Linked DNA regions of Homo sapiens: region 1 is linked to region 2. Evidence: chromatin loops called from intact Hi-C (ENCODE). Cell type or tissue: heart left ventricle. All regions are shown on one strand. Each heading gives the region's core, and the rest is flanking DNA. Links, peaks and the distances in the headings are about the cores only. Region 1 overlaps MLH1 (mutL homolog 1). Region 2 overlaps LRRFIP2 (LRR binding FLII interacting protein 2).

The links. Peaks named below come from ENCODE experiments on the same cell type or tissue, not always from the same donor. Only the 100,000 strongest peaks of a DNase experiment are listed, where the experiment ranks them.
Region 1: it touches region 2 in a loop (7-fold over the local background); 4 of 110 quality-filtered maps call a loop at or near these places.

What each region holds. Positions count from the first base shown.
Region 1 is chr3:37,048,167-37,059,590 of GRCh38, forward strand. It overlaps MLH1 (mutL homolog 1), which reads left to right. Exons shown (of 19, transcript NM_000249.4): 17 at 351-443; 18 at 738-851; 19 at 2,320-2,680. The coding sequence ends at 2,487. LRRFIP2 (LRR binding FLII interacting protein 2) reads right to left here. Exons shown (of 28, transcript NM_006309.4): 25 at 10,624-10,744; 26 at 6,920-6,999; 27 at 6,245-6,349; 28 at 4,460-5,795. The coding sequence ends at 5,685. Among named protein-coding and RNA genes, the nearest start is that of MLH1, 60 kb to the left of the region's middle. In heart left ventricle, for the core only: no CTCF peak of the experiment used is centred there; no DNase peak of the experiment used is centred there; H3K27ac peaks cover 6,883 bases.
Region 2 is chr3:37,112,188-37,123,706 of GRCh38, forward strand. It overlaps LRRFIP2 (LRR binding FLII interacting protein 2), which reads right to left. Exons shown (of 28, transcript NM_006309.4): 5 at 9,448-9,504; 6 at 9,305-9,349; 7 at 2,867-2,908; 8 at 728-793. Among named protein-coding and RNA genes, the nearest start is that of LRRFIP2, 57 kb to the right of the region's middle. In heart left ventricle, for the core only: no CTCF peak of the experiment used is centred there; no DNase peak of the experiment used is centred there.

The DNA.
Region 1 (11,424 bases), core at 1-8,000, 65 kb before region 2:
TGAAGGACCCAGACATGGAGAGCCGAATCCCTGCAGGCCATTATAAATGAGATTATGCCATTTGCTCCCATTTCTTCTTATTCTTTCATTTTTGGGGCTCTCCATCTTGATGTGTTCTTTGGATCGTGAACAGATCCAAAGAAAAGGTTGTTCTGCCGTGCTGTTTGTCAGGATGAAAAACTCTTTTTTAAGTGTTTAGGTCTGCCCCCAGTGCCCAGCCCAATCAAGTAACGTGGTCACCCAGAGTGGCAGATAGGAGCACAAGGCCTGGGAAAGCACTGGAGAAATGGGATTTGTTTAAACTATGACAGCATTATTTCTTGTTCCCTTGTCCTTTTTCCTGCAAGCAGGAAGGGAACCTGATTGGATTACCCCTTCTGATTGACAACTATGTGCCCCCTTTGGAGGGACTGCCTATCTTCATTCTTCGACTAGCCACTGAGGTCAGTGATCAAGCAGATACTAAGCATTTCGGTACATGCATGTGTGCTGGAGGGAAAGGGCAAATGACCACCCTTTGATCTGGAATGATAAAGATGATAAGGGTGGGATAGCTGAAGGCCTGCTCTCATCCCCACTAATATTCATTCCCAGCAATATTCAGCAGTCCCATTTACAGTTTTAACGCCTAAAGTATCACATTTCGTTTTTTAGCTTTAAGTAGTCTGTGATCTCCGTTTAGAATGAGAATGTTTAAATTCGTACCTATTTTGAGGTATTGAATTTCTTTGGACCAGGTGAATTGGGACGAAGAAAAGGAATGTTTTGAAAGCCTCAGTAAAGAATGCGCTATGTTCTATTCCATCCGGAAGCAGTACATATCTGAGGAGTCGACCCTCTCAGGCCAGCAGGTACAGTGGTGATGCACACTGGCACCCCAGGACTAGGACAGGACCTCATACAATCTTTAGGAGATGAAACTTGCCCATCTCTAAAATTTCGGGATTTCTTTGTACCCAACAAGGTTCAAACACAACAGTCAGCTTTTATTCATGATTTTTACTTCCATCTGCTGATGTAGAACATACCTCCAGAGTGACCTCAGAAATTGTCAAATGTGAAAACACAAGCCATCACAGTGAGAAATGGGAGGTTGAGTTAGATTGTCTAAGGCTGGAGAGTCCATATACTCCCACTGTTAGCTCTGAAGTGTGTAGCCAGTCTTCAGATTCTGGGTCAGTTGCCTCAGTCTCTCTTAGCTTTTGCCTTACTCTTTATCCGACCACTGCCCTGCCAGGAAAACAAGGCTCTATAACTCCTCTTACAGGTCAGCTTGACACAAAAAGGGTGCCTGGATTCCTAATGTTTCATTGTCACTTTTCCCAGTCAGATGATAATGCTTTTCAAATCAACATATATTTTGGGGGAGGTTGGAAGGGAGAGTTGAAATATTCTAAGAATCAAAGAGTAGCCCACTTTAATCAGAGTATGACCCCTGATTGCTCACAGTCATCTCCTGAGCAGTGTGAGCGAGTTTCAGATGAGGAGGCTGAAGGCCAGTCAGGCATGCTCGAGGATTCCAAGTCTGTAGGTGGGAGGGCAGAGATTTAGTCCTGTTGGCCAAAGCCTCTAGGGAATTTCTCACTCCAGTGGAGAAGGCAACACACTTACCAAACTGTGTGGAAACTATCTCATTTGATTAGAAATTTTACCTCAAGAAGAGGAAGGACAGTTGAGAAAGAACATTTTCTTACACATGAGACAGCTAAGGCTTACAAGAAGGAGAGGAATAATGAGGCAAAATAATCCTCATTAATATTTTCATTCCTCCCCTGGGGATTAGAACTACTTTCAGACCCGATTTTAATGGTAAGTTAGGTACTTCCTACAGTTGCCATCCAAATATCAGTCAGGATCAGACATGATGTTAGCTCCTGCTACAATAAAACCATTTTCTCCCTGAATGAAAACAAAGGTTCCACAGGAGACAGTCCCACAGAGCAGTGGCTTCTTTTCCTCCCTTTAAAACCTCATGTTGGCTGGACACAGTGGCTCACACCTGTAATCCCAGCATTTTAGGAGGCTGAGGTGGGAAGATGGCTTAAGCCCAGGAGTTTGAGGCTGTAGAGCTATGATCACACCACTGCCCTTCAGCCTGGGTGACAGAGCAAGACCTTGTCTCTAAATAAACAAACAAACAAAAAATCCTCTTGTGTTCAGGCCTGTGGGATCCCCTGAGAGGCTAGCCCACAAGATCCACTTCAAAAGCCCTAGATAACACCAAGTCTTTCCAGACCCAGTGCACATCCCATCAGCCAGGACACCAGTGTATGTTGGGATGCAAACAGGGAGGCTTATGACATCTAATGTGTTTTCCAGAGTGAAGTGCCTGGCTCCATTCCAAACTCCTGGAAGTGGACTGTGGAACACATTGTCTATAAAGCCTTGCGCTCACACATTCTGCCTCCTAAACATTTCACAGAAGATGGAAATATCCTGCAGCTTGCTAACCTGCCTGATCTATACAAAGTCTTTGAGAGGTGTTAAATATGGTTATTTATGCACTGTGGGATGTGTTCTTCTTTCTCTGTATTCCGATACAAAGTGTTGTATCAAAGTGTGATATACAAAGTGTACCAACATAAGTGTTGGTAGCACTTAAGACTTATACTTGCCTTCTGATAGTATTCCTTTATACACAGTGGATTGATTATAAATAAATAGATGTGTCTTAACATAATTTCTTATTTAATTTTATTATGTATATATTGTGTCAGTTCAGATGCCAAAAAGAGGTCTTGAACATGTCACAGGCTCTGATGGCACTGACCATGGAGAAAGCTTGATTTGATCATCTGGTGTCTACAATAACCAAAGCTAATTATTAAGGAAAAAAACTTGAAGAAAGAAAATAGTCCTTACTTCATCTATAATGAGGTTTTTGTTTTTTTGTTTTGAGACGGAGTCTTGCTTTGTTGCCCAGGCCGGAGTGCAGTGGCGCGATATTGGCTCACTGCAACCTCCGCTTACCGGGTTCAAGCAATTCTCCTGCCTCAGCTTCCTGAGTAGCTGGGATTACAGGCACCTGCCACCACGCCCGGCTAATTTTTGTATTTTTAGTAGAGATGTGGTTTCACGATGCTGGCCAAGCTGGTCTCAAACTCCTGACCTCAGGTGATCCTCCCACCTCAGCCTCCCAAAGTTAAGTGCTGGGATTACAGGCATGAGCCACTGCGGCCGGCATTAAGTATGAGTTTTTAAGTTAGCCCACTTTGTTAATGACTATGAGTACTAATAGCTTAAGATAAAGAAGTTTCTAGGTAATCTTGTTTGAAGGATGATGTAAAAATATAAATTTAAACTGTGAGTGACAAAATAAACTTCCTTAATATTTGCCTACATTTAGAGAAATGGAGCATTCAGCTCAGAAAGGAAGAATGTCTGTGGTTTTAAGGTAAAATCCATATTCCAAGACTCAGTGAAGAAAGTTCAGTGATAAAGAACAGACTACTCTCATCTTATGAAGAAATGGAGCAATTTCACTTGGAAAGACTAGGAAGACAAAATGTTACAGACGTATTTGTTGTGCCACAAAATAGGCAAGGTCAGTTTTGAACAATAAGAACTCCATAAAGTAGACCAGGGCATCTCAGAAGTGAGGTTCCATGAGCCCAGGTGGGGCACAGGCTGGGTGATCTTGAGTGGAGAGGAAGAGGGGTTTTCTGAGCTTCAAGAGCTGGGCCACACAGTGTGTTGGTTTTAGCTGGGATGGAGTTCTAGAACAAACCTGCACTTTAGAACACCTTTCTACCCACCCCCAACCACACAACTTGCTACTATTAGTAAATGTATAGGCTGAGGCACGGTGGCTCATGCCTGTAATCCCAACACTTTGGGAGGCTGAGGCAGGCAGATCACTTGTGGTCAGTAGTTCAAGACCAGCCTGGGCAACATGGTGAAACCCTAACTCTACTAAAAATACAAAAATTAGCAGGGTGTGGTGGCAGACACCTGTAATCCCACCTACTTGGGGGGCTGAGGCAGGAGAATCAAGCTTGAACCCGGAAGGCAGAGGTTGCAGTGAGCCAAGATCATACCACTGCACCCCAGCATGGGTGACAGCACGAGACTGTCTCTCAAAAAAAAAAAAGAGGCCAGGCACAGTGGCCCACACCTCTAATCCCAGCACTTTGGGAGGTTGAGGTGGGCAGATCACTTGAAGTCAGGAGTTCAAGACCAGCCTGGCCAACATGGTGAAACCCCATCTCTACTAAAAATACAAAAATCAGTCGGGTGTGGTGGTGCACACCTGTAGTCCCAGCTCCTCGGGAGGCTGAGGCAGAAGAATCACCTGAACCTGGGAGGCAGAGGTTGCAGTGAGCCGAGATCGTGCCACTGCACTCCAGCCTGGGTGACTGAGCGAAACTCTGTCTCAAAAAAAAAAGAAAGAAAATGTATAGAAAATCATCTCAATTCAGAAGATTGGTATCCATATTTTTTAAATGAAGGGCTAATTAAAAAAGGAACAAATATTAGAGATTTTATTCACTTTTGAGTTACCTTTTTAAAGTCTAGTTTTATTATCTTATGTGCCTTTAGTCACTAGATTTTCCCCCAATATATTTTCTGTGTAAGCACTTTAAAGATACAATAATCATTTCTATAAAACCACCTGGGTACTAAGAGCAAAAGAGAATCATAAATTCTGCAAAGTAGTTGCACTCCATGATTTTAAAAAAACCTCTTGGACAGGGTACCTCTAAAGGTGAAACTCAAGTCTTTAAAAGTTCTACATTCCAGATTGTTTTTCCTTGAGAAGGAGACAAAAGAAGAGGGATGTGGTTGCCATGATTTGTTTTAAAGTCTCCTATAACAAAATGAACATGTCAGTAGCCAATTGTGGTTGGCAAAAGGGTGTATTTAATAGAATCTGCAGGCAGATTTCCAATCTGCCTGCCCTGCCCTACCCTCCCCCTTTGGGTTTGTTTGAGGTTTCATTCCACAAATAAGCAGCAGATAAAATACTTTACAAGGTACAGCACAGTTGTATTGAAGAAAAAAAGGACCCAACTCTTACTTTAGGAGTATTAGGCCTGGACTTCCCCTGCCCCATGCAATAAAGCAAGTTTTATATACACTCCCCATATTTTTTTCTAACATTTTCTTATATAAATTTAAATATTTTACAAAAAAAGGCTTTTTTCCTCCAAACATATAAATCTGAGTGAAACATAGATTCCCCACCCGAGAACTTGTTTCTTCACTAAAATATAAATGTTGTCTGATATTAAGGGTAAATGTCTTTTGACCACTGGAGATCACTGAAGTCTGAATTGCACCGTGGAGAAGGCACTTGTGTTTTCTGAGGTCTCCAGCAAGTATCTCAGTGAGCACTCATAGAATTGCTGTCTGTCCTCCAGAACCCGTGCCAAGGCCTCCGAGTGCCCAGTTACTGAGGCAGCTGGGGAAAAACGTTGAGTAAACATGATTCTACAATTACGGAGATAAAAAATAAAAACAGCATGGACTGGTTCTACCCTAGAATCAAACTACAACAAAATCCAAAGTGTTCATTCATGTAGATTCAAAATGACTTCATTCTGTCATAAATTATAAAATACAAAGGTGGCTGTTTTAATGACAAAACTCAAAACAGTACTAAAAGGGGTTTGTGTCAATGGACAAAAGTCAGTCCCTCTAGGTAGGGCCCCAAGGAGCATCACCCAGGTTGAAGGGTGGTTTTCCTACTGCTGGGCCAGAAGTGCTGTCCTATTGGCCTTCATCTTCTCCAGCCGCTTGGCCAGGTGGCTGTTGGTCATCTCCATCTCCTCAATCTTGTCCAGTGCTGTTCGTAACTGGAGACAGGGAGAATGCAGTCACTACATGTGGTCAGAAACAACATCCAGTGCTACTCTATTTTCAACTTCCTGGGAAATGAAAGCACTGCTAACTGTGATGGCCTTGCACAGGACCCACAACCTCATTTTTTCTATCAGTTAGAGGTGTTAAATGATGATACTGAGGATTGTTTATTTGTTTTAATCACAGAAAGGATATATAGAAGTTGGAGAAATAGACCTGATCTGAAGCAAAAATACAAACTATCTTTTTACTTAGTATCTAATTGACCAAAACATAAAAGTAAATGGCAGTCACTATGCAGGTCAAAAACCAACACAAATTAGTTAAGTGACTCCACTGCTGTTTCCTTAAGTATCAAATTTCTTACACAGCTAAGAATTATTTCCAGAAGATTTTTTCTTTTTAGGAATGTATTCTCCAAGAAACATATTAAAAGAAGTACCTCTCGTTGTAGCTTCCGTTTTTCTGCTTTCAATTCATCTTCAACTTTCTCAGCATTCTCAGCAGCAGTTTTATATCTCAGAACCTGTCCCTCAAGCCGGCTAATCTGTAAGTATGAGAACATAGGCCTCTAGTACTGGGCACTAGAAGTCACCACTTTTTGGTAGCCAGGATGGAAATACAATGTCATTATAAATGCCAAGTAATCTACTAACAAGTCCCCTAAGGGTGACTCATAAGTCCTCTCAGAACTCAGTTGCTATTTATAAATCAAGTAATGTCCCCAGAGAGGATTACAGCTGTAGAGTCATTTTAGGGCCAATTTCCCATGCTAAGTTTTATTATGACCATATTGTTTAAGTGCCAAAGCAATATAGGAAGAGACACTAAATGGAAAAGTTCTTACACTTTTTGGAATGCGTAAGGGATTTTATTACAAATGATGATCTTGAATTCTCCTGAAATATCTACAAAAACTGATAGCTATAGTTTCCTATGGTTTTAGAGAAAACAGAAGGCTAAAATGTCCCAACAAGTGCTCTCTGCTGGCTTTTCTATTTTAATACAGAACTATTATTGATCCAACTGCAAAGGCAACCCAGGCACTCATGGGTTGTTAGCCACTTAGATGCAGGAAGGACATTTAAATAACTTAGTACCATATAGAAGTACTTACACTTTGCTCCAAGGTAGTTATATCCTGTTCTGCTTTTGAAAGCTTAAATTTGTATTCGCTAATTTGTCTATTGGCATCTCCTAGAACAGAAGAAGACAATGAATTATCTTCACCTGTCAGAGATGACAGTATGAGCCATCAGGCAGTACCTCTGTGGCACAGAGAGGACCATGCAGTCTTAAGATTACAAAATACAGGGCTGGGCGCGGTGACTCACGCCTGTAATCCCAGCATTTTGGGAGGCCGAGGTGGGTGGATCATGAGGTCAAGAGATAGAGGCGACCATCCTGGCCAACATGGTGAAACCCTGTCTCTACTAAAAATATAAAAATTAGCTGGGCGTGGTGGCACAGGCCTGTAGTCCCAGCTACTCGGGAAGCTGAGGCAGGAGAATCACTTGAACCCGGGAGGCAGAGGTTGCAGTGAGCTAAGATCGCGCCACTGCACTCCAGCCTGGCAACAGAGCGATACTCCGTCCCCCTGCCAAAAAAAAATTACAAAATACAAATGCACACACAACAACCACAGCATCTTCAGCAGCCCAGGTTCTGGACTGTATATACTACAAGATGCTCTAGCATATATGTTACTACAGTATCCCTTGCAGCAAGAGTTAGAAGAAAATTCTTTACCCTATGATATGTGTGAGCAGGGCTTGAGAAAGGAGCCCTGCCAATTCAGCAGCAGCCCCTACCAACCCTGTGTGTAACCTTGTGGAGCCTCCCTGCCCACGGGACTGGGCCCTCTAGTTCCCTGAACGCGGCCCCATGCCTTCCCATCTCCCAGGTTTTGCTTCTGCTGTCCAATACTGTAAGGGTCCTTTTCTCCCACCTCTGACTTGCTTCAAGGCCAAGCTCAATTTTCACCTCTTTCATGACTCCCCTTAATTATAAGTCCTTCCCTTGCTGTATTTTATTTGCATTTTTATGACATTTGTCATGCTTTTTAAACATCGTATGTGTAAGCAAGAAGAGGGGCCCTGTCTTGGCCTTCCTAAATCTACCTATGTACCTAGCCAAGTGCACACAGTGTATGCCTAAATAAATATATGTTGGAATAAATGCTGTTCAGTAATGTGATAATGTGTTATGGGTAGAGCTATAAGTTACTAGATGAACATCTGACCTAGGAAGTAAATCACTTAAAATGAAAAGTTTAGAAATGATGGCAGGGGACTTTTAAAATCCCTCCAAGAATCCAAGTTTAGCAAAAATCAGTCTCTGGCATGATTACAGTAATAAGATTTGCAAAAGATAAACCAAATCTAACATACCACAGGAAATATTCAGATTATCTAACTTAAGAACTTTTCTACATTTCCACATGACCAAGGTTACAATTACTTATACAGTCTTCAATGTGAGAGGTTTTTCTTTTTTTTTTTTTGAGATGGAGTCTCGCTCTGTCGCCCAGGCTAGAGTGCAGTGGCGCGATCTCGGCTCACTGCAAGCTCCATCACCCAGGTTCACGCCATTCTCCTGCCTCAGCCTCCTGAGTAGCTGGGACTACAGGCACCCGCCACCATGCCTGGCTAAATTTTTGTATTTTTAGTAGAGACGGGGTTTCACCATGTTAGCCAGGATGGTCTCGATCTCCTGACCTCGTGATCCACCCACCTCAGCCTCCTAAAGTGGTGAGAGGTTTTTCTAATTGGACAATTACTGTCACCTTAAAAGGAACAGGGTTACCATCTCCCCAAAAGCCATATCTGGTAGTGAAAGAGAAGTATTCCTATTTCTGAGCCCTAAAACAAGCTTCAGGATCTGATTTTTAAATTGTTATCCTCAGCAATCTATTGATTATCCAAATGTACTTCTTCCTTCTCACTCTCCAAACCACCTTTCCCTTCCTGTTTTCAAAAGTTTAAGTCTCTTATCTCAGTAACTTCATGTGTGTTTTGAAATCCCATTCCAAAACACTCTCATAATAGGCAAGGCACCATCCAGAACCAAGAGTTGCTCCACTCCTGGCCTTCTGGTCCAGGGAAGCTGCTTGCTTTTGTCTTTGCCAGCTTTCCCACAGTCCTGCAAAGCTCACTTTGTTCTACACCTCCTGCCTGGGTACTTTACCTTCTGCAAATACCAGCTATACAACAACCTACCTACTCTAGGAAGTATTCACACATAAATGCCAGCCCATTCCCCCTAAATCTGTTTCCTTTTAAATTTGCTGCTTAAGGACAATCTCTCAGATCTATTCCCTACCCTCTCTCTAAGACTGCTGACAGCTACTGAACTGGTTCAGGCTCACCACTGTAGTAGCTTCCTAACTAGTCAGCCTGCCTTTTCCCATGTCCCTGTTCTCATCTACCGCCAACACCAAAATGACATTCTTGAACAAAATATTCACCAGGAAATGTCACAAGTGTCCTAACTGATGTCCAACAGAAAAGATAATACCAATATCAAAAGTTAGTATTAATAAGCCTTAACCCAAAAAGTCTTTTCTCTTTTTTTTTTTTTTGAAGAGACGGGTTTTCACCACATTGCCCAGGCTGGTCTCAAACTTCTGAGCTCAAGCAATCCACCACCTCAGCCTCTCCAAATGCTGGGATTATGGGTGCGGGCCACCACGCCTGGCCCCAACATGTCTTTTCTTGGCAGCCTATCTCAGAAGGTTTAGATGAAAAGTCCATGGAATAAACAAGATTTTAATATTAGTTATCAGAAAAGTCACTATTCTTATTGGAAAAATGAAAATCTCCTCTGTCCGAGAATTACACATAATCACTAACAAAGGCTAACTACAAATTCCTGCTGAAATCTTCCTACTATGGGAATTAGTGTGACTGCAGTGATCATTTTATTATGAGGTCAGAAGTAGAAAAATGAGAAAAACTGGAATAATTCGGGTAAAATGAATAGAATAGACTTTATTTTGTGGACTTATTTTAAATTTCATCTAATAAAGATAAACTTGGATTAACAAAATACTTCTAGGAAAATTCTGAAACTACTCAATTTAGTGTGAAGTAGTTCCAAATAGATTCGTCCAATTATCCAAGACAAATTCCAGAGAAAAAACTTTAATGGGGAAGGGTGCTTGCTGTATGGGAGCTTAAAGATGACAAATGGATGTGGAAAAGGACAGTGCCAGGTTGTCAAAAGGCATTTCACTGTGTGCAAAAAGTTCCTAGAAATCACTTTATCCAGAAAGGGTAAGAGCAATAAACCTCATTATCCCCTGAAGCACACAGGCTAGTGGAGCCTCTATTCAGCTATATTGCTGACTAGGACTGTTTTTCTGGACTAGCCAAGGACTAACCAATTTTTGCAGCATAGCTCTTCTTAAGAAAAGCATATTAACGGCCAGGCGCGGTGGCTCACGCCTGTAATCCCAGCACTCTGGGAGGCTGAGGTGGGCAGATCACCTGAGGCCAGGAGTTCGAGACCAGCCTGGTAACTATGGTGAAACTCTGTCTCTGCTAAAAACATAAAAAACTAGCCGGGCATGGTGGCAGGCGCCTATAATCCCAGCTACTCAGGAGGCTGAGGCAGGAGAATTACTTGAACCCAGGAGGCAGAGGCTGCAGTGAACGGAGATTGCACCACTGCACTCTGACCTGGGTGACAGAGTGAGACTCCCATCTCAAAAAAAAAAAAAAAAGAAAAGTGTATTACAAGATACCAGCAACCTGCTGACAAACCCACCCCTGGGACACAGTCTATATACAGACTGGGACTGGCCTGTCCCCTGGTACCTACTCTGCATTTCGATGAACTGCAAGTCTGAGCCATTCTGCAGTCCTGCCAGGTCACCCACTGTGCCATCATTCCTGGAGCATTTCTGTCGTTCCTCCTCTAACTGAAGCTTCAGTTTTCTAATCTGAAATGAAAATAAAGGTTCATCAGCAAGATCCAATCTCTCAAATGAAGCCGATGCTTATTCTATGGTCACATCATAGAACAAAGCAGACCCTTATCGTATCAGCCACATTCATTCAAAACCTATTTTCTTGAGTGCCTAATAGGAGACACACATCGTCCTAGGTGCTAAAGATAAGCTACGAACAAACATCGAAAAGAGCAAGCCCCAGGACCAGGTGTCCCAGTAGAAAATAGCCATATTTTAAATTTGTGTCTGCTTATGGAACAGTACATCTTTGGGGTATTTTTTGTTACTTTTATTTAAAATGGAAAATTCTAGCCAGGCATAGTGGCATGTACCTATGTATCAGGCTACTTGGGAGGCTGAGGCATGAGGATCACATGAGCCCAGGAGTTTGAGACCGACCTGGGCAACACAGTGAGACCTCATCTCTAAAAAAAATAAAACAAAAATATAAACAGTTAACTGATAGGGTATATTCAAGAGATTATTTCTTAAAATGGAAGATTCCATGAGCAGTTTTTTGTTGTTTACTTTTAGACATAGGTTAAATTTTCTTACTTAGAAAACATCCTGTATGTAAAAATAATTGGGGCTGGGCACGGTGGCTCACGCCTGTAATCCCAGCACTTTGGGAAGCTGAGGCGGGCGGATCACAAGGTCAAGAGATCGAGGCC
Region 2 (11,519 bases), core at 1,298-9,297:
TAGCCAGGAAGAGTGGCACATGCCTGTAATCCCAGCTACTTGGGAGGCTGAGGCAGGAGAATCGCTTGAACCTGGGAGGTGGAGGTTGCAGTGAGCCGAGATCGCGCCATGCACTCCAGCCTGGGAGACAGAGCGAGACTCCATCTCAAAAAAAGAAAAAAAAAAAGAAAAGAAAAAAAGAAAAAGAAAAAAGAAGTGTTGTTTCACAAAGTGACTAGAATAAAGAGTATATTAATTCTGCAGTTTAATTACATTATAGGTTAAAGAGTTTTCAGCAAGCTAGTATGGAAACTTTGCCATTACATATTTATTGAAGAAACTAGAAAATGCATTCCAAGTTCCCAAAACACAAACTTTTAGAATGAAACCTATTTGTGAGTTTAGTTACGGCCCATAATACCACAACTAAATCAATTCAAATTCCTAAAATAAGGATGAGAATCTTACTAAACCTATTCTTGAGGTATATTCCAAAGGACAATTAATAAATGAAAATACTTGTTAATGAGCTTCTTGTGATATAGTACTAACTCTGGCTGCTAGGGTTTGCATATGTTAATACTAAAACTTGCAAATGAAAACAAAATTATTTTTAAATTTCTGATAAATCATGTTTCAGCAGATTATCAAGTTTCAATAATGTCCTAGTAGCACACCAAAGCAATCATAATCCTTAAGTTCCTAACAGTACTTCGTGAATTGTGATATGAGAGACAACAGAACTAACCAGTAGGTCTTTATGAGAATCAGAAGACCTCTTCTTCATTCCATGAGAGTGACTGTAAGAATGATTCTGGAAGTAAATATTCCAAGTTAACTTCAATGATTGCATAGCGAAGTTATGAAAATAATAAAATTCATCTTCAAATTATATACACAAAGGTCTATATGAGATACACAATAGTTTACATGCAATTTATTTCCCAAAGGTTAGTAAACAATTCACTGCACTTTACTAGCTAGTCTACCTGGCCTCTCTACACATCTGCATTCCTCCCTCACCTCCCTCTGTGCCAAGCATCTGTGTGTCTGGCCAGCTAAAGAAAACTTGATTAGAACTAAGAACCAGGCAGAATATTTGTGGAGACCTTCACACCACACTTGAGTCCCTCTGACTTCTTTTTTTTCTTTTTCAATAGAAACAGGGTCTCACTCTGTCACCCAGACAGGGGTATAGTGGTACAATCATGGCTCACTGCAGCCTAGAACTCCTGGACTCCTGCCACAGTCTCCTGAGTAGGTAGGACCACAGGCATGTACCACTACACCCAGCTAATTTGGGGTTGGGGGAACAGGTAGAGACAATGTCTTGCTATGTTGTCCAGGATGGTCTTGAACTCTTGGCCTCAAGTGATCCTCCTGCCTCAACCTCCTGAAATGCTGGGATTACAGGCATGAGACACCACTCCTGGCTAAGGGTATAGGTAACAAGATAATTCATTTCCTTCTATAGTCTTCCTTACCTAAAGGTCAAAAAGCAATCTTTTGGAACAATTAAAACAGGACTGAGAGAACAAAGAACATGACATTAAACTGTCCCAGACAGTACTCTTAACCCAAATTAGTGAATCCACAGTATGTAATGCTCAGGAGGAAAACAACCAACATGGTATGGATTGCCCAGCATACCATAAATGGTCACCTTATAAAAGGGTCCCTTGAAGACAGGATTGTCTCAATACCTAACTTTTCCTAGGAGTACACAGCCAAGTACATATGGGGAAATTAAGGCTAGCAATACTACTAAATAGGTAAATTGGTAGATAAGAAATCTAATCTAGGTACGTACTACTTGCCTGAAATAAGAGAGTGTGGCTAGAAGTGCCCTACCTATCAAGAGCCAAAGGCAACAGACTGCTCTAGGTAAACCATCTCACATATATATAGCTGTATTCCCAATCAATGATTAAAAACTCATTTTACTTTTTTTTTTTTGAATATGCATCTTTTTATACATTACTCTGAATATTTTAAGAGATGTCTATGTAATTTAGAAACTCAGGCAACCTATTGACAAAATATTAACCCAAGAAAAACAAGCTATAACTTAAATTCCTTGGTTAATGACATACCATAAAAAACTAACCAAATCAAACCAAAATGTTTGGACATAACTGATGTCTTAGGTGTCCTCTAACACTACTGGATGTTTTCTATCTAGCAACTTCACACCTGCCAGCTTTGTGACATATGACATAAAACACAATTTGGGCTTGTGCTCAACATGAAGACAAGTTTCTAACAGTGTTAGAATGACAATGAGTATATGTTAGGTGGGTGGCTCATCATTTTAAGAAAAGATATATTACTACCAGCTGGGCATGATGGCTCACATATGTAATCCCATCACTTTGGGAGGCCAAGGTGGGAGGATCACTTGAGACCAAAAGTTCGAGACCAGCCTGGACAGCATAGCAAAACCCCATCTCTACAAAAAAAATAAAACAATTAGCTGGGCATGGTGGCACATGTTTATAGTACTCGCTACTCAGAAGGCTGAGGTGGGAGGATCCCTTGAATCCAGGAGTTCAAGGTTGCAGTCAGTAAGCTATGATTGCACCACTGCACTCCAGCCTGGTTGACAGAGAGGGACCCCATCTTTAAAATTAAAAAAAAAAAAAAGATATTACTACCAATCCTAGTCCTCAATAGATAAGAATAACTTGTGTCTAATTCTGAAATCCTAAAGAAAAAAATTACTATTCATGCCACAACCACAAAACATTAGCTTTTTGCTTTGTTAGTCACACATTTTCCCCAAAAGTTCATAACAAAGCCATGAAAGTTAGTCATATTCTATAATTAGCATCAACAGATGTTTATAAAGTAAAATTCCACATATAACACAAAGTCATGTGCTACATACTAATGATGAAAGTCTTGATGATCTATCCTTGAACATATCATACTGGGTTTCAGCAAAACATGAAAGTTGGTTTGTTTCCAAATTCAGAAATATAAAGAAGAGAAGAAGTAATATTTGAGGTTATTTTAAAAATCCAGCACTATTTTAAAATAAAAAATTATTAAACATGAAAGCTAATCCAGTTGAATTAAAAAATATTCTTCCTCCTACTTTTTCCTAGTATAAAGTATTGCTAAACTGTATGTATATTCAAAACTGTATGTTTATTTTTCTTTTAAACAACAAAATTCATAATCAGTAATAGTGATATGATTCAATCTCAGTACACTATAGCACAAAACATCCTAAGGGAGCCTTTAAATACAAGAATTAAGCATTCTAAAGTCAAAAATGCTTTTTAAGAAAATTATTATCACTTTTAACATCATTTCCTATTGTTTGAAAAATGGCAAAAGCAAAGGATGAACAGGCAATGAGGCAAGCTGACATAACAAGCATGGTCAAGCTTACAAAAGAACAATTGCAGCACCAAGATGGGGAACATTCCCTTGGATCTGCTTGTGAACAAACACCTAAGAATGTCCTTCCTCAAGAAAATGCCGATTTCTCATTTTGAGAAATCTGGTCAATGTGTGAACTGCACAGTATACATACAGGTGTGACACTGAATATAAATCAAAGAAAAATATACAAAACTCGTAAGACCAGAACACCCACATTTCATGTAGGATCCTTTTTAAAAGTAAGATATGTAATACCACATTTCAAATCCAGGGAAGAAAAACTAAATAGTAACTACATAGATTTATGGTTTTCACACATCGTTTCTTAAGCATTCTAGTTTATATTTTTAAGCTGTCTACCCAGAAAGTCATATACAAAACAAATAAAAGCAATGAACAAGTTCCTCAGGTAGTTTAAATACTAATTGTTTGATAAAAATATCTTTCTTTTCCAACTCTTATATTCATTTAAAATTTTAAGCAATACTATTCAAAAACCCAATCTAAAGTAACGTTTTCATAAGGATAGGTTGCAATTCATCAGTAGTTCATAAAATCAACTTAGTAGGGTCAACCAGCTTTTTTTGAGACAGGGTTTCACTCTTTTGCCCAGGTTGGAGTACAATAGCTTGATCATAGTTCACCGCAACATCGAACTCCTGGGTTCAAGTGATCCTCCCACTTCAGGCTCCCAAGTACCTGGAACTACAGAACTACAGGAACATGCCACCATACTTACCTAATTTTTTTTTTTTTAATTTTAGGAGATGGGGTCTTGCTATGTTGCCCAGGTTGGTCTTGAACTCCTGGGCTCAAGCAATTCTCCTACCTCAGCCTTCCAAAGGGCTGGGATTACAGGCAGAGGCCACCGTACCCTGCCCTCAACCAGCATTTTAAAAACTAAACTAGAAGAGAAAATATTAGAGGGTGTTGTGCAAAGTAAGTGCAAATATTATTTTGTGAAACTTTTGTTTCAATAATGTATTTTCTATACTTTTACATATATACAAATCCACATGCATGAATCTTCATGTGTATACTGACTTATGGTGTAAAATGTATTTCTTGTTGTAGAGATCACAATTTTTAAAAAGCTTAAAATATATTAGAAAATCAAAGTATATAATCTAGTTCTAATAAGACATTAAAATAATAGTTCAGTCAGAATAAAGCCCTTCCATTCATGCCTAATGAAATGGTCATTTACAAAAAACATTGCAGAAACCTCAAAAAATAAATTCCATAAGTATCAGACTAAGTGGTACCATTTTACCACTGGTATAAATTCATTGAAAATGTTATTGTAATAAATACCAATTTTATTGGAGCAAAATATCTGTACCGCATGCTTTTCTTATATTATCCTGAAACTAACAGAAAACACAATAAAAAATATTATTATTGCATGTGTAACAAAATCTTGTTACAAAATTTTCTAAAATGCGTAATAGTATGCATTTAAACTGTGTAGTAGTAAAATGTCACTTACCATGGAGAGACACTTCCCCAAAAATAAAGTTGCTTCTCTATAGAAATTTCTAAATTAAAAAAAATCTAACCCTTTTGTTTAAAAAAAAAAAAAAAACCTCCATGACCAAAACATATTACTCAAGTCACACATTCTAGCAGATAAGCTATTCCATCCTCCAAATAAGGTAAGTTCATGGAAAAGAGTAGCTGTCTTTCCTCTTATCATCCTCTCTATAGCACCAGTGGCATTTTACACAGGCATAGGATTTAACAAGCCAAACTGGAAATAACCTGTTTCAATTTTCCTTTTCCAAAATATAATGTAGAATTCAGCTGGTTTAAAAAAAAATGTTGAATCTATCTGGTAGGAAAATCCATAATTTGGGCATACCAATTTCTACTAGAACAATGGGCAAACAAAAAAAGTCACCCCAATAAGTAAAAGTTGGCCTTTATATTGTTGTAAAGAAAAGAAAGATTCATCAAAGGAGGTAAAAGTGAAAATAGTAAGGGCTCATTTCCAAATTTTTGATGCTATAACCATAGAGAAAAAAGAAAATTTTTTTTAACTTTAAAAGTTAAAAAAAAATCCAAAATTTGCTATTGTAATCTTTTAAAGAAATTTTAACTGTCAAACTTGCCTGAAAGTTTTCATTAGGAAACAAACTAGAAAGAAAGTACATACAGTGAACAAAGTTCAGCAAGTGTCAATCTCTATTAGAATGTACCTATTACTCAAATATCAAGGACACTGAAAGTCAAAAGTGAATGCATAACACTAATACCACACATTTTCCTGGGCTACACACCATAGTGTCTTTCCTTTTGGGTGTACTGGCTCTACTCCAAAGTGTCCCAGTTATATCCTTTGATGGGTTCTTCAATAGAATTAAACAGTGTAATAGTAAATAATAAAACACAAAATTGTAAGTATATTTTAAAAATTAAATTCATTAAAATTATACCAAGGCTACTGGTATATAAATAGTAACTAAATACATGCAACAGTAAAAATCTCCACCAATGAGAAAAGGCAATGTATCCCTACTGCTCTGATTCAATCAAGATCACTTTTTCTTCGTTTTTATGCTGTGGCACAATCAACGCTCACTGCAGCCTCGACTTCCCGGACAGCTCCCACCTCAGCCTCCCAACTGGCTGAGACCACAGGCATGCAGCACCACACCCAGCTAATTTATTTTATTTGTATTTATTTATTTTTAGTAGATACAAGGTCTCACTACTTTGCCCAGGCTGATCTCAAACTCCTGGGTGATTCTGCTGCATCAGCCTCCCAAAGTGCTGGGATGAAAGGCGTGAGCCACCGTGCCTGGCCAAGATCACTTCATTTTCTAATTTTGGATCTTTACCTTACTGTCTTCTTGTATTTCAATGTATAAAGCAATGACCAAGCAGCTACTAATGTTCTGCACTATTAATAATCCAATCATTATACAAAACTAATAGACACAGATTGTTTCAATTCTAAATTCCTAACTTTGATTTAATCTTCCCTCCCCCAATCCTACCATTCACAGTCTTGAACTACCTTTGCTGTTTTTATTTTTATACATAATGTCTATAGCACTGACACCAACATTTCCAGCCCATATAGCTTCTGGTAAGCCACCTTTCAAAAAGATAGTATATGAAAGTTAATTGGACAAAAGGAGAAACCTAAAGTCCTAAGAATGCAGCATAAGACCATAAATATATCCACCTCACATTCAGGTACTGCTAATGTTCAAACATCAAATACTACGTTCAAAAAGTATTAGACCTCTTAGTACACGGCCTTAAGTTTTTAAAAATAACTGGCTGAGAAATGCATAACTCCAAAATTATATAGCAAACCACAAGGAAATTTAGGTCAGTGTTTAGGCCATCTACAGAGGACAAAAGTTGTCTAACAATTCAGCTTAATGGAAAAATTATTTTAAAAGCAAATAATTTGATGAAAACTTAGAACTCACAATATTATTTGGGTAAAACAGAAAAAGTTTTATCTCAATTATATTTCTTTTAAATGAAATTAGTAGTGAGCCTTCAGACTTGTTTCCAGGAAAGTCTAAACATTTAAACTGTGTTAGATGTGCACTCACAGAGAGTAATGTACTAGAATCTCCTCTAGGATGTAAAACTTTTATTAATTTTTACATTTATACATTGACGTTTTTAAATACTGGGAGTTTTATTCTATCCCATAGTAACAAATTTTCAAAATCAACATAATGAAATTAAATACTGGAGTTATATCTTAAATTTGTTTAATGATACAAATGCCATAAAAATAAAATCATCCTGATTATATACATTCTGGTATATAGTTATTATCGGTTTAACTGCAGATTCCTTTTTTGTTTGCAGATTTGTTTTAAAGGCCCCCAAATGTTCAAATTTTGCTGGTTCTACCTTTAAGTTAAACAAATATATAATCAAATTTCCTAAGGCCACATACAAATTTATAAATAACCGGCTTAATAACAACTGTGTGAAAATACACACTGCGAACATTATAATGAAAAGCAAATGAAAAAGCCATAAATACAAGAAGAGGATTATTTTCACAGCCTTTGAGACTTAACTTTAAAGCTTTTATTGACTGACTCCCTGCATGATTCTTTACAAAATATTTATTTTAATTTTTATTTTGAGACAGAGTATCACTCTGTCACCCAGGCTGGAGTGCGGTGGCACGATCTCAGCTCACTGCAACCTCCGCCCACGGATCCAACTGATTCTCATGCCTCAGCCTCCCAAGTAGCTGGGATTACAGGCGTGAGCCACTACACCTGGCTAATTTTTGTATTTTTAGTAGAGACAGGGGTTTTTGCCATGTTGGCCAGGTTGGTCTGGAACTCTGAACCTCAGGTGATCTGCTCGCCTCAGTGTCCCAAAGTGCTGGGATTACAGATGTGAGCCACCGCTCCCGGCCTTTTCAAAATATTTAAAGAGAAAAAAACAAAGTACTATATCTCCAGGGAGAAGTATGATGAATTCACTATTAAAATTTTTCTACTGTAAAATCATTTATAAGCTGCCAATTATCTTAGATTTCTGTAAAGATCTGTTAATATTCTTTTTTTTTTTTTTTTTTTGAGATGGAGTTTTGCTCTTGTTGCCTAGGCTGGAGTGCAATGGCGAATCTTGGCTCACGGCAACCTCCGCCTTCCAGGTTCAAGCAATTCTCCTGTTTCAGCCTCCCAAGTAACTGGGATTACAGGCATGCGCCACCACACCCGGCTAATTTTGTATTTTCAGTAGAGACAGGTTTCACCATGTTAGCCAGGCTGGTCTTGAACTCCCGATCTCAGGTGATCCACCCGCCTTGGCCTCCCAACGTGCTGGGATTACAGGTGTGAGCCACCGTGCCTGGCCAATATTCTTAAAAATCTAAAGTTTTATAACTAAAATATTCCTGATTTAGTAACCAGCTTAGTAACTTACTCTAAAAAGACAGTACATTACATTCACCAAGAAAAATAACCAGCCTGGAGAACATTCACCAAGAAAAACAGCCAGCCTGGAGTTTATATTTGTGAATATAAACATGTCAATAACTAGTATGCCAGAGCACACTCAGTTTATTAGAGTCTATTTTTATCATTTATACAAGGTAGAAAGAAAATTACAGTCAGGGAAAACTAACAAATAGAGACTTTAACATGAAAGATCATTTTACTGATTAAGAAAACTACATGGAAGTATACATACAGCATTGTAACCAAAATGCAATTGTACCCTAAAAGCTATTAAAATAAAAAAAATTTTAAATAAAATAAAATGGAAAAAAAGAAAGTATACATACAGCATTATCAATGTGCAAAATAAAAGTGCTGCTTTAAGGTGTAAAGCATACTTTTTTAAGACAGAAATTAGGGTCTTGGCATAATACAAGGGTTTTTAAGGAGCAACTTCTCCTTCCTCCTGACTTATAACAATCCATGCAAAAAACAACCTGGGGCATTCTATAAAATGTTAATCAAAATGTCAAAGCATGATAATTCCTATACATATTCAGAGAACTTTTCAAATCAGTTGTTCAAATTTTCCACATAATAAAATTACAATTAATCATCCAAGCCCCAAAGCTATTTTGCATTTAATTGTCATTTTTTAAGATATGAAAGTAGGGAAAGTCTGAAAGTTAGAACCAAACAAATGTTATTCTACAAGATCAATCTTAATTATTTTGTGATACTTTTCCAAAATCAAAGGTCCTTCTATAGAAAAAGAGATTGGACCCATGTTAATAGATTAAAGTATTCATGATTTTAGAGTTGATTTACTTATGACAATAATTTGAAAGAAAGCATCATTTTCCAATGAAAGGTCTTTGCCAATATTTTATACTTCTTTTAAAAACGCAAAGAAATACAGGAACATTGTCAGATTGTTTAGGCAACATTATTGAAGAAAGCTCACACGTAAGCTTTGTATTGTGTAGACAAGTTAAAATACCAACCCTGTGACTGCCAACACTTCGAATGGACAATGCATCCTCAACTCCCTGATAAAAATGAAAATAAACACAGTAAAAGTTTGTGAGTGATTACATTAAGCTAATGAGGAAAAGTATTAGAGGCAAGTGTATAGGTTATTACAAACCAGATAAGGACGATGGTGACTGGACCGGTGGGAATACCTGGCCCTTTCCGAATCTTCCTGGGAAAGGAGAAAGTACATGGAGAGTTAATCACTGAATAGACAGTTGTTTATCAGAACAACTGAGCAAAGAGCAGTCAGTTAACAGCACAGCAACAACTCCTGAGAGCAGGCAGGTTTGGATAACTTATCTTAGGGGCAGCCACATTCGTGTGTGTGTGTGTGTGTGTGTGTGTGTGTGTGTGTGTGTGTGTGTAAGTTTCAATATAGCAGTACTAGTTTTCTTTCTTTTTTTTTTTAATTATACTTTAAGTTCTATGGTACATGTGCACAACGTGCAGGTTTGTAACATATGTATACATGTGCCATGTTGGTGTGCTGCACCCATTAACTCATTATTTACATTAGGTATATCTCCTAATGCTATCCCTCCCCCCTCCCCCCACCCCACAACAAGCCCTATGTGTGATGTTCCCCTTCCTGTGTCCAAGTGTTCTCATTGTTCAATTCCCACCTATGAGTGAGAACACGCGGCGTTTGGTTTTTTGTCCTTGCGACAGTTTGCTGAGAATGATGGTTTCCAGCTTCATCCATGTCCCTACAAAGGACATGAACTCATCCTTTTTTATGCCTGCATAGTATTCCATGGTGTGTATGTGTGGGGCGGTCACATTCTTTGGTTGGAAAGAAAGTAGAAATAATCTTGGCAATGTTCCTATTTTATCAGGCGTATGTATGTCAGACCACTTGGAATGGTCTGTATAAGACCAAGAGAGTTCAATATACCAAGATAAAAATGTGCAAGTATACTTAACAAAGAGAACTTGAGTTCAGCATTAAAAAAAGACATTAATCTATTTTTTCATTGTGATCATCAGTTTATGCAGGTAGGAAGAAGTGTTAACATTATCACTGATGTATTTTAAGACAGTATATGATTCTAAAAATACTTGGATTATAATTTTGCACTTACTGTAAAGATTTTTTTTCACCACTCTAAGAACTAACTGAAACAGAGCCTGATTGTGTTGTTAATATGAAAAACTACTTACATCTAGAAGTAATTACATATATATTTTAGAGTTGGTCAAGTTATCTCGAATAATGCCATAAGCAGATTTTTAAAAAAAAATGATTGCAGCCTAACAGTTGACTAAATTAAATGTAATTCTAAACTTTTCCACATTTAGCTATTAGCAATGGAGCATTAAGGCCTGAGTCATGTGAGATAAAATGGCTAGTCCCTAAAACCTAATCATCTCAAACAGTAAGGAATTTCTGATCTTTCAGAATTTCAAGTCCAAAGTGTTAAAGTAATGTGTGCTGACTGAAAATCTATACATTACTGACCAACTGGGTTCATAGCTTATCAATGCTGTATTTTTGCAAAATGAATCAATGCCTCAAAACTCCCTGGTTGACATCTGCTGTGACTGATGCCCTTGACCAAATGTATGCTGAAGTCTGTTTATAAGCACTACTATGATTCAATTTCTAATCAGGTATTCTGATCTTTAGGAATTCGTCACTGATTTACATTTGTTGTTGTTGTTGTTGTTGTTGTTGTTGTTTTTTGAGACGGAGTCTCGCTCTGTCGCCTAGGCTGGAATGCAGTGGCGCGACCTCAGTTCATGGCAACCTCAGCCTCCTGGATTCGAGCAATTCTCGTGCTTTGGCCCCCTACTAAGTAGCTGGGACCACAGGCACCCACCACCACACCCGGCTACTTTTTGTTTTAGCAGAGATGGGGTTTCGCCATGTTGGCCAGGCTGGTCTCGAATTCCTGACCTCAAGGGATCTGCCCGCCTCGGCCTTCCAAAGTGCTGGTATTACAGGCATGAGCCACCATGCCTGGCCACTGATTTACATTTTTTATTATGCAATAGACACATGTAGTCTGCAAGAAGCCAAGAAAATTTCTTCCCTTTCTTTATCAACCACGAAAGTTTTGGGGGCATGTGTGTTAGCCTAGAAGGGCAGGTACAGCTTAGTAAGTGGTAATCAGTTCTAGGCTACTTAGTTTGGTTAGTTCAAAAAGCCTTTACTATAAGGTGAGTTAACTCAACATGCCTCTT